Regions from separate parts of the Homo sapiens genome. Here region 2 is linked to region 1. Evidence: read pairs that join two places in POLR2A ChIA-PET (ENCODE). Cell type or tissue: PC-9. All regions are shown on one strand. Links, peaks and the distances in the headings refer to the core of each region. The heading gives the core; the rest is flanking DNA.

What was found. Peaks named below come from ENCODE experiments on the same cell type or tissue, not always from the same donor. Only the 100,000 strongest peaks of a DNase experiment are listed, where the experiment ranks them.
Region 2: POLR2A ChIA-PET joins it to region 1 with 5 read pairs; 8 of 35 experiments call an interaction of 5 or more read pairs at or near these places.

The regions. Positions count from the first base shown.
Region 1 is chr17:29,783,705-29,789,086 of GRCh38, forward strand. All of the region lies in intron 3 of SSH2 (slingshot protein phosphatase 2), which reads right to left. Among named protein-coding and RNA genes, the nearest start is that of SSH2, 140 kb to the right of the region's middle. In PC-9, for the core only: no CTCF peak of the experiment used is centred there; a DNase peak (open chromatin) is centred at 2,547; H3K4me3 peaks cover 499 bases; H3K27ac peaks cover 2,864 bases.
Region 2 is chr17:29,662,961-29,668,342 of GRCh38, forward strand. It overlaps SSH2 (slingshot protein phosphatase 2), which reads right to left. Exons shown (of 16, transcript NM_001282129.2): 10 at 4,170-4,263; 11 at 3,907-4,035. Among named protein-coding and RNA genes, the nearest start is that of SSH2-AS1, 26 kb to the left of the region's middle. RefSeq lists enhancers at 271-565, 4,724-5,382 and a silencer at 271-565. In PC-9, for the core only: no CTCF peak of the experiment used is centred there; DNase peaks (open chromatin) are centred at 2,161 and 2,521; H3K4me3 peaks cover 1,639 bases; H3K27ac peaks cover 4,120 bases.

The sequences.
Region 1 (5,382 bases), core at 262-5,261:
ACCATTACACCTGAAAAGGCATCTCAAAAAGCTGATCTTAGGTTCACAATAGTGATGTTACCTTTAAGAGTAATTGGGGGGGCCGGGCGCGGTGGCTCACGCCTGTAATCCCAGCACTTTGGGAGGCCGAGGCGGGCGGATCACGAGGTCAGGAGATCGAGACCATCCCGGCTAAAACGGTGAAACCCCGTCTCTACTAAAAATACAAAAAATTAGCCGGGCGTAGTGGCGGGCGCCTGTAGTCCCAGCTACTTGGGAGGCTGAGGCAGGAGAATGGCGTGAACCCGGGAGGCGGAGCTTGCAGTGAGCCGAGATCCCGCCACTGCACTCCAGCCTGGGTGACAGAGCGAGACTCCGTCTCAAAAAAAAAAAAAAAAAAAAAAAAAAAAGAGTAATTGGGGGCTGGACGCGGTGGCTCATGCCTGCAATCCTGGCACTTTGGGAGGCCAAGGTGGGTGGATCACCTGAGATCAGGAGTTAGAGACCAGCCTGGCCAACATGGTTAAACCCCATCTCTACTAAAAATAAAAATAGGCTGGGCGTGGTGGCACGCACCTGTAATCCCAGCTACTCAGGAGGCTGAGGCAGGAGAATCACGTGAACCTGGGAGATGGAGGTTGCAATGAGCCAAGATTGTGCCATTGCATTCCACCCTGGGCGACAGACCAAGATTCCATCTCAAAAAAAAAAAAGAGTAATTGGGGGCCGAGGCAGGTGAATCGCTTGAGGTCAGGTTACAAAAATTAGCTGGGTGTGGTGACGGGTGCCTGTAATCCCAGCTTCTTGGGAGGCTGAGACAGGAGAATCACTTGAATCCAGGAGGCGGAGGTTGCAGTGAGCCGAGATTGCACCCCACTGCACTCCAGCCTGGGTGACAGAGCTAGACTCCTTCTCAAAAAAAAAAAAAAGAATAATTAGGGAAGTTGTGAATCCTATGACCTCCTGAATAATGGTTGGTGATATTTAGAATTAGTCATGTCATTCTTCTACACATAGATCTATCAAATTGAAACTCCTCTGCTTTTAAGGTATAGACAGTTACCTTCTTACTTTCCTAAAACACATTAGCTCCTATTTTCAGACTTTTGATGATATCCTTCCATTCTCCCCACTCTCCTATGTTTGGAATGCTACCCTTTTCTTCTGTTCTCCTATCTAAATCCCATTCATTCATCATGACTCAGCTCTGGCCCACATTGCTTTTTTCCTCTCCTCTGCTGCAAATTTTATTTTCATTGCTATCTTTGAAACAACTGAGGAAAAGACCAAATTTTCTTTTTGTTTTGTTTTTATTTTGCTTCATTTTTCCCTTATAAAGACCAAATTTTCAAAGGTGAAGAATTTTTTCAGCAGATGGTGAGTAATTTTTTATGTCCATGAAAGACTAAAGAGGAAGAAACCAGGCTTAAAAATAGGGGAGGGTTTCAGCTGAACATGAAAAATAATTTCTTCATTTTCAAAGTAATCAAAAAAAGTATAATATATTATATGTATTGCTGGAATTGAGAGAAGAAATGTAAAACTCCTTACTTTATACAGTTCTTATCTTGGGGTTGGCACACACAAGAATGAAAGAATTCTACTATAATTAAAATTAAATTAAGATCTCAAAGTACTTTGTTTCCTATCATAACTATTCACTATTCACCTTAAAAAAGGTGTCCTGAGATTGCAAGATATATTTCAGTGCAATCTTGTTCATTTTTATTTATCATCTTATAATTGTATTAGGTTGACCCATATGAGACAGCTGTTTACAGTTAATATGTTTGAATATTGGCGTTTCATTTTTTTTTTTTTTTTTTTTTTTTGAGACAGAGTCTTACTCTGTTGCCCAGGCTCTGGAGTGCAGTGGTACCATCTCTGCTCACTGCAACCTCTGCTTCCCGGGTTCAAGCGATTCTCCTGCCTCAGCCTCCTGAGTAGCTGGGATTACAGGAGCGTGCCATCACGCTCAACTAATTTTTGTATTTTTAGTAGGGATGGGGGTTTTGCCATGTTGACCAGGCTGGTCTCGAACTCGTGACCTCGAGATCCACCCACCTCGGCTTCTCAAAGTGCTGGGATTGCAGGCGCGAGTCACCGCGCCCAGTCCGTTTACTTTTTTTTTTTTTTTTTTAGACGGAGTCTGCCTGTGTAGCCCAGGCTGGAGTGCAGTGGCGCGATCTCGGCTCACTGCAAGCTCTGCCTCCTGGGTTCACACCATTCTCCTGCCTCAGCCTCCCCAGTAGCTGGGATTACAGGCGCCCGCCATCACGCCCGGCTAGTTTTTTGTATTTTTAGTAGAGACCGGGTTTCACCGTGTCAGCCAGGATGGTCTTGATCTCCTGACCTGGTGATCCACCCGCCTCGGCCTCCCAAAGTGCTGGGATTACAGGCGTGAGCCGCCGCGCCCGGCCCTGTTTACTTCTATAGTTATTTTCCTGGCTATTCCCCGGTCAGCAAAGTGGGTCATCACACAAGAAAAAGTTGAGTTCATAAATATGCAAAGGAAATACTGGCATCAAATTTCATCCATTTATCTTTTGACCAAATAGTGAGACAAACAGGTTGGAAAGGTTCCCTGGCAAAACTCCAGCCAGCCTGCATACTGAGGTGGAGCTTCGGGAAGTTCGCACAATTTGCATGGGGAGGAGCCTGGCCCCTCCTCTTCCTTTGTGAAACCTGGGATTCAAACTGCAAGGCAGGAAGGAACCAGCAGGAATTCTAGCCTTGCAGAAAGTCCCTGTTCCCCCTTTGTTTTCCTTTTTGCCCCATAAATCCCATTATTCTCACCCTTCAATCATCTGTGAGCCTAAATTTTTGTTGCCATGGGACAATAACTCTGTCTTTAGCTGAACTAAGGAAAAGTACTGCAACAATAGTCAATGATATAAAACCTGATTTTCTGTAATTATGTTATCTTTTTATGCCTGTCTTCTGAGAAAAAAAAAATATTGCTGGAGTTCAAATATCACAAAAAGGTGGCCAGCCATGGTGGCTCACACTTGTAATCCCAGCACTTTGGGAGGCTGAGGCAGGAGGATCACTTGAGCCCAGCAGTTTGAGACCAGCCTAGGCAACATAGGGAGACCCTGTCTCTACAAAAATAACAGAAAATATTAGCTGGGCATAGTGGTGCATGCCGGTGGTCTCAGCTACTTGGGAGGCTCAAGTGGGACTGAGCCCATTACTGTATCGCTGCACTCCCGCCTGTGTGGCAGAGCAAGACCCTGTCTCAATCAATCAATCACAAAAAGGGGCTAGTATGGCATAAATACATTGTTTCTTAATTGTGGTAAAATAAACATAAAAATTTCCATCTTAACTACTTTTAAGTGTACAGTTCACTGGCATTAAGTACGTTCACAATGTTGTGCAACCACCACCACTATCCATTTCTAGAACTTTTTTCATCTTCCAAAACTGAAGCTCCGTACCCACTAGGCAATAACTTCCCACTCCATCCATCCCCCAGTCACCATTATTCTGTCCGCATGAATTTGATTATTCTAGGTATCTCATGTAAGTGGAATCATACAGTATTTGACTTTTTGTGATTGGCTTATTTCACTTAGCTTAATGTCCTCATTTTTACCCACGTTGTGGCATGTCAGAACTTATTTCCTTTTTAAAGGCTGAACAATATTCCACTGTACATATAATACCTCATTTTGTTTATCCATTCATCGTTGATGAACACTTGGGTTGCTTCCATCTCTTGGCTATTGTGAATAATGTTGCTATGAACACGGGTGTATGAATCTCTTAAGACCCTGCTTTCAATTCTTTTAGGTATCTACCCAGGAGTCCAGAAGTGGAATTGCTGGATCATATGATCATATTCTATTTTTAATTTTTTGAAGAATCACCATACTATTTTCCATTGCAGCTATGCCATTTTACATTCCCACCAATAGTGCACAAGGCTTCCAATTTCTCCATATCCTCACCAACGCTTTATGTTGATAGTGGCCATCCTAATGGGTATGAGGTAGTATCTCACCGTGGTTTCAATTTGCATTTCCTTAATGATTAGTGATTTTGATTTTTTTTTTTTTTTTAAGAGACAGGGTCTTGTACTGTTACCCAGGCTGGAGTGCAGTGGAACCTTCTTAGCTCACCACAGCCTTTAATTCCTGGACTCAAGCAGTCTTCCCACCTCAACATTCTGAGTAGCTGGGACAGGTGTGTGACACCACACCTGGCTAAATTTTTTTATCTTTTGTAGAGATGGGGTCTTGCCATGTTTCCCAGGCTGGTCTCAAACTCCTGGGCTCAAGCAATCCTTCCTTCTCAGCCTCCCAAGTGCTGGAATTACAGGCATGAGTCACTGCATTCGGCCTTGAGCATCTTTTCATATGCTTATTGCTTATTTGTTTATCTTCTTTGGAGAAATGTCTATTCAAGTTCTTTGCTTATTTTTTAATTGGGTTGTATGATGGTTAATTTTATGTGTCAACCATCAACCTGACTGGGTCACAGGATGTCCAGTATTTGGTTAAATATTATTCTCGGCTTATCTGTGAGGGTGTTTCTGGATAATATTAACCTTTGAATCAGTAGACTGGGTAAAGCAGACTGTCCTCTCCAGTGTGGGTAGTCCTCACTCAATCTATTGAAGGCCTGAATAGAACAAAAGGCTGAATAAGGGAGAAGTTCCTCCTTCTGCCTTTGAGCAAGGACATTGGTCTTCTATTTTCGGACTCAGACTTGGACTCAGCAAATGGTGGACTGAGCCACCATTGGCTCTCCTAGTTCTTTAAGCCTTTGGACTTGGACTGGAACTATACCATTAGTTCTCCTGGGTTTCCAGCCTACAGATCTTGGGACTTCTCAGCCTCAATAATGTAAACCATTTACTTAGAATCAATTTCTTTCTTTTCTTTCTTTCTTTCTCTCTCTTTTTTCTTTCTTTCCCTCACTCTCTCCCTCCCTTCCTCCCTTCCTCCCTTCCTCCCTCCCTCTCTCCCTCTCTCTATATATATCTATCTATCTCTATGAGATACCCTTTTTGGTTCTATTTCTCTAAAGAACCCTGACTAATACAGATATTGGTCCTGAGAAATGGGGTGCTGAGGCTTTGAAACCAGGTAATGGGTAGAAGAGTTTTGAAGTGCATGCTAGAAAAAGCCAAGATTGCCATGAAGGGATTGCTAAAGGCAATTCTGGTGAGTGCTCAGAAAGGATAGAGGAGATCTGGAGAAAATGCTTCCATCTTCTTAGAGAATACATAAAGAACCACGAACAGAATATTTGTAGAAATATGGATGGAAAAGCCCTTTCTGACGAAGGCTCAGATGGAAACAAGAAACATGTTAGTGGACAATGGAGAAAAGGCAATCCTTGTTATAAAGTGGCAAAGAACTTGGGCTGGATTGTGTTTGTGTTCTAGTATTTTGT
Region 2 (5,382 bases), core at 324-5,323, 120 kb before region 1:
TCTAGCTTTTTCTCAGCCAAATCGGACAGCCTCCAGGAGAGCTGATGATACTGAAACTTAGTTGGGCAAAGGCTTCCAGCTCAGAGAAGTGATATGCTTGTAAGGGTGTAGAATCTCTTTTTCTAGAAACACCCTGGCTTCCCACCAATCAATTCTCTCTTCTCAATGCAGCTTTTATTTAAGCTATAATCTACACTTTCCCACTCCATACCAGCTGGATACTTTCCCTAATAAACAGATCTCTGTGCAGTACACTGCAGAACTGAGCATTCTTCCAAAGGGAAGGAGAAATCCTGTTGCCTCTCTTTACTCAATCTGGTTGAGCTCCAGGCATGGCAGCTATGCAAGATGAGATGACTCTGCAGAAAATCAACACCACCACTTGCAGCTAGAATGCCTCTTTTTCCGTGTCAACTGCTAGGAAAGCCAGCAGGGCAAAGACTCAATGGAGAAGAGATAGGGAGTTGGACATAGGATATGGCAGTGTAAACAAAGGGAGGAAGCCACCAAGGAACAAGTATAATAAGATGTTTAGACAACCTGTTCATGCATTTACTTTGTTAAGTAGGATTTAAATTACAGAGATCCTCAATTTTGAAGTTTTTTTTCCCCCAAATAAATATTCACAATAGAAAGAAAATGTCCATTTTCTAGAATACAGAATTATACCTGAAGCTGAAGAGATTTTCCTTTGTTCAAAAATATGTACATATATACACAATGCTGATGTGCAAAACAAGTACACAGATGTGTATTTAAAAAGTAAAAACTTCTATGTGATACTCTAATAGTGAATACAGACAACAAATTTGTCCAAATCCATATAACGTACAACACCAAGAGTGAACCCTATTGTAAACTATGGACTTTAGTTTACAATGATGTGCCAATGTAGAATAATGTGCTGTAACAAATGTTACACTCATTTGTTACACTCCACTCTGGTGGAGGATGTTGACAATGGGGGAAACTATGCATGTGTTGGGATAAGTTGTATATGGGAAATCTCTATACCTTTTGCTCAATTTTGCTGTGAACCTAAAACTACTCTTTAAAAAAATAAAGACAATGTATCATATCTGTGTGTGTATACACAAAAATATATATGTACATCTATAAATAAAAGTAAAAAAGATTGGGGCTGGGCGCGATGGCTCATGCCTGTAATCCCGGCACTTTGGGAGGCTGAGGCGGGAGGATCAGGAGTTCAAGGCCAGTCTGGCCGACATAATGAAATCCCGTCTCTACTAAAAACACAAAAAATTAGCCAGGCGTGGTAGTGTGTGCCTTTAATCCCAGCTACTTGGGAGGCTGAGGCAGGTGAATCGTGTGAACCTGGGAGGTGGAGGTTGCAGTGAGCTGAGATCATGCCATTGCACTCCAGCCTGGGCGACAGAGCGAGACTCCGTCTCCAAAAAAAAAAAAAAAAGATTGGAAGGCAATATTATATAATAAAAGATGATGGTGATTATCAGTCTTGATGATTAAATAAATATGATAATCTGTTGTCTTCTAAAATTTTTAAAAATGAACATGGATTATCATTATTTTTAGACAGGCTCTCTCTTTGTTGCTCAGGGTGGAGTGCAGTGGCATGATCATGGCTCACCGCAGCCTCAAACTCCCAGGCTCAGGTGATTCTCCTGCTTTGGCCACCCCAAGTGCTGGGATTATAGGTGTGAGCCACCACACCTGGCCAGAATTATTTTTTTAATAAGAAAAAAACTCAAGACAGAAGATTATACCTGACAATAATGAAATCATGGTATTAATCTACTGGCACAAATGCTCAAATGCATTTGTAGTTGATTAGAGAAATGTAATTTTGGGGAAATTAGATTGTTTTTTCTGCTTACAATACTATTAAAATTTGCTTGCATGGCCTAAAATATACCATTTGAGGAGTAGTTCTTGAGTGGGTGGCACCAGAGACACAGGGAAGCATGCATGAAATAAAACAGGTTGATCAGTCAGAATCTGACTGTATTTCATATTTATCATGTCTATATTCTTTTACGTGTTAAAAGTCAAGCTCAATGGGAAACTTGACTTTCAAGTTTGCAGCTTCAGTCACATGAGCTCCTTTTGACTACAGATATTTGTCCTTCATAAAAATTAGTCTCAGGGAAACAGTTGGGAGGGCCCCATAGAACGAGTGACTCACAAGTTTTCTATAGATAACACAAAGATTCTTTCCAATAATACAAGAGCAGGATATATCTGAATCCTTGTGGAAGTATATGTAAGAGACAACAAAGCCAGGTGTCTTGCAAATGGAAAAGCCAATGACAGTTTTGCAGTATGATCTACAACCAGAAATGCCAACACATACTGGTCAGTTAAAGTAATGGAAAAGAAGTCCCCCTCCCAACTCACAGCTTTTCATGAGTAATTTCATAGCTAATATACCACTATGAATCACTCTAGACACATATATCCTAGAGTGTCAACAAGTTATTTCAGGGCACAAGCCTTCAAAGGCATAGTCTGAGTGCCTCATGAAATAAACTCTTGAATATTCAGAGTGAGGTGGATCCAGTTTAGTCAGTTCCTGAGCATTTATTCTCCTTCTCTTCTGTTTCCCAGCTTCTAATCATTTCACAGTTCATAAACGTCCTCAAGAAGAGAAAGGAAGTGAAATTCAAACCAACTGATTTACTTCCTTGTAAGCATTTTTGGTGAAAGTGTGTGGGAAGTGGACACAAAATGAGGTTTTGGCATTCTCCATTGATTTTAATTATTCTTGTTAACTTTGTTCCCACTAAATGTACAGATAAGAACTAAAACTCTAACACTTGAGAGAAAAATAGACTTTAGAAGCTTTCAAAATCTACCTGTCAGAGAGGTCTCCTTGGGCTAATTACAAAAGGTCACTAAATGTTCAGGAACCATGAAGAACAATTTTTAGTCACCAATTTTTTGGTAATCATAAAAGTAGGGACTCAAAGTGTAGCTACAAGGTTTCATATGTTTGAAAGTCCAGTAGTCTCTTGTCTCTCAGTTATATAGTAGCTCCCACCAGCTCTGCTCAGATATATCAGAACTTAGACACATTTGGCAGATTTGAGAGTGATCTTAAAGGATCATCCTATTTGGGGCCAGGCGCGATGGCTCATGCCGGTAATTTGGGGCCAGGTGCGATGGCTCATGCCTGTAATCCCAGCACTTTGGGAAGGACTAGGTGAGTGGATTGCTTGAGCTCAGGAGTTCGAGACCACCCTGGGAAACATGGTAAAACCCCATCTCCACAAAAAATACAAAAATTAGCTGGGGGCTGGTGGCACACGCTTGTGGTCCCAGCTACTCAGGAGGCTGAGAAGGGAGAATCACTTGAGCCTGCGAGGCTGAGGTTGCACTGAGCTGAGACTGTGCTACTACACTCCAGGCTGGGCAACAGAGCGAGACCCTGTTTCAAAAATAAAAATAAAATTAAAAATGAGGGCCAGGCATGGTGGCTCATGCTTATAATCCCAGCACTTTGAGAGGCCAAGGCGGGCAGATCACCTGAGGTCAGGAGTTCAAGACCAACGTGGCCAAGATGGCAAAACCCCGTCTCTACTAAAAATACAAAAATTAGCTGGGTGTGGTGGTATGCACCTGTAGTCCCAGCTACTCGGGAGGCTGAGGCAGGAGAATTGCTTGAACCCGCGAGGCAGAGATTGTAGTGAGACGAGATCGTGCCACCGCACTCCAGCCTGGGCGACAGAGCGAGACTGTCACACACACGCACACACACACTAAAAGTAATAAAATAATTAGGAAGTGATGAGGTTTGAGTACTTATCACTTTTGTCTTTAAAGTAAGTTACATTTTATTTATGTATAATAAAATTTAATAATTACCCCTGCCCATGAGTCCATATGGGCTAGCGTTAGCACACCACTTAAAGTGGCTTTAAAACTTACCAGGAACACATGCTCAAATATCTGTGTAGGGCTATCCATTTGACCAAGGATCACTATCATTTCATTGTCTATAAATTCCTTGAATTCCCGCAAGTTGCACACCATTTGCATTTCCAACTCTGTTCTTATCTGAAACAAAGATGATATATTGGACCCATCTCTTAAAGTCCCTCTGTACTTTCAACCATGCACTATTTCCAGCCCCACACCTACTGTTATCCCACTGCTAGCCTTGGAACAAACAAGGACTCAAGGTCTCTTACCTCTTTGGATGTAATATTCTCCAAATCCTTCTGCATCATGATCTCCCTTAATTTGGTTTTAATTAGCCTTTCTGTTCGTTCACGTTCAGTAGGTCTGAGAAGAGAGAAATAACGATTATTCTTAAACGATATTCTTAATAACGATTATTCTTAAATGGGAAAGAAAGAAGAATGATCCTGTCTTCTTCAATAAGGCAAATCCTTTTCCAAAATCGGTTCTAGAGATCAACAACTTAGAGCGTGGGTCCCCAGTGAGTACCGGTCAGTGGCCTGTTAGAAGCCGGGCAGCAGAACAGGAGGTGAGCAGCGGGCAAGCATTACTGCCTGAACTCCGCCTCCTGTCAGATCAGTGGCAGCATTAGATTCTCATAGGAGCGCAAACCCTATTGTGAACTGCACATGTGAGGGATCAAGGTTGTGTGCTCCTTATGAGAAGCTAACTAACGCCTGATGATCTGAGGTGAAACAGTTTCATCATGAAACCATCCCCACTCCACTGCTCCGTCTGTGGAAACTGGTCTCTGGTGCCAAAAAGGCTGGGGACTGCTGACTTAAGAGCCCTTCCATCCAGAATGCTTTCCTTTTAATGACAACTCTCACAATATCTCTGTGAAACACTTATCCTTTTCTATAGGGAGAGGAAACAAACAACTGAAAAGCTAAATGACATGCTGATAACCATGCTGGGGCAGGAGAACTACAACGCTCAGCCTAGCCTAATGCTCTACCTGAAGGATTATGTCACTTCCTTTAGTCTTCTGACTCTCTTAAAAATAAAATCACCCTTGGAACTTTAATATGAAATCAAACTAGGTAGCTGACTCTCCAATTATTAGAAAGGTAGTGGTTCAATGTAACTGGATACTCCTCCTCTAAAGCATTATTTCAGATTATGCAGAATTTGAATGAGGTTGACAGAGAGTACTTTGTTTCATCTCCTCCCCAACTCCCACCACCTACTCAAGAAAGGTATCTGGCTCTGCACCTCCTTATTTGGAGATGAAAATGGACTAAGCTTTCAGGCATCCTGCCTGCCCTTGCTGCCTACAGCCTTATCACTGGTTGCAAAAATAGCTTTGGTAATCTCCAAAGATGGATGCTCCAACCCCACAACCTTGGGGCTTCCCACCACTTGGACTCTTAATTTCTCATGAACCCTACAGAATACAGCTAATACCTGAGCTGTTTCTCTTCAACCAGCCAAGGTATTCCT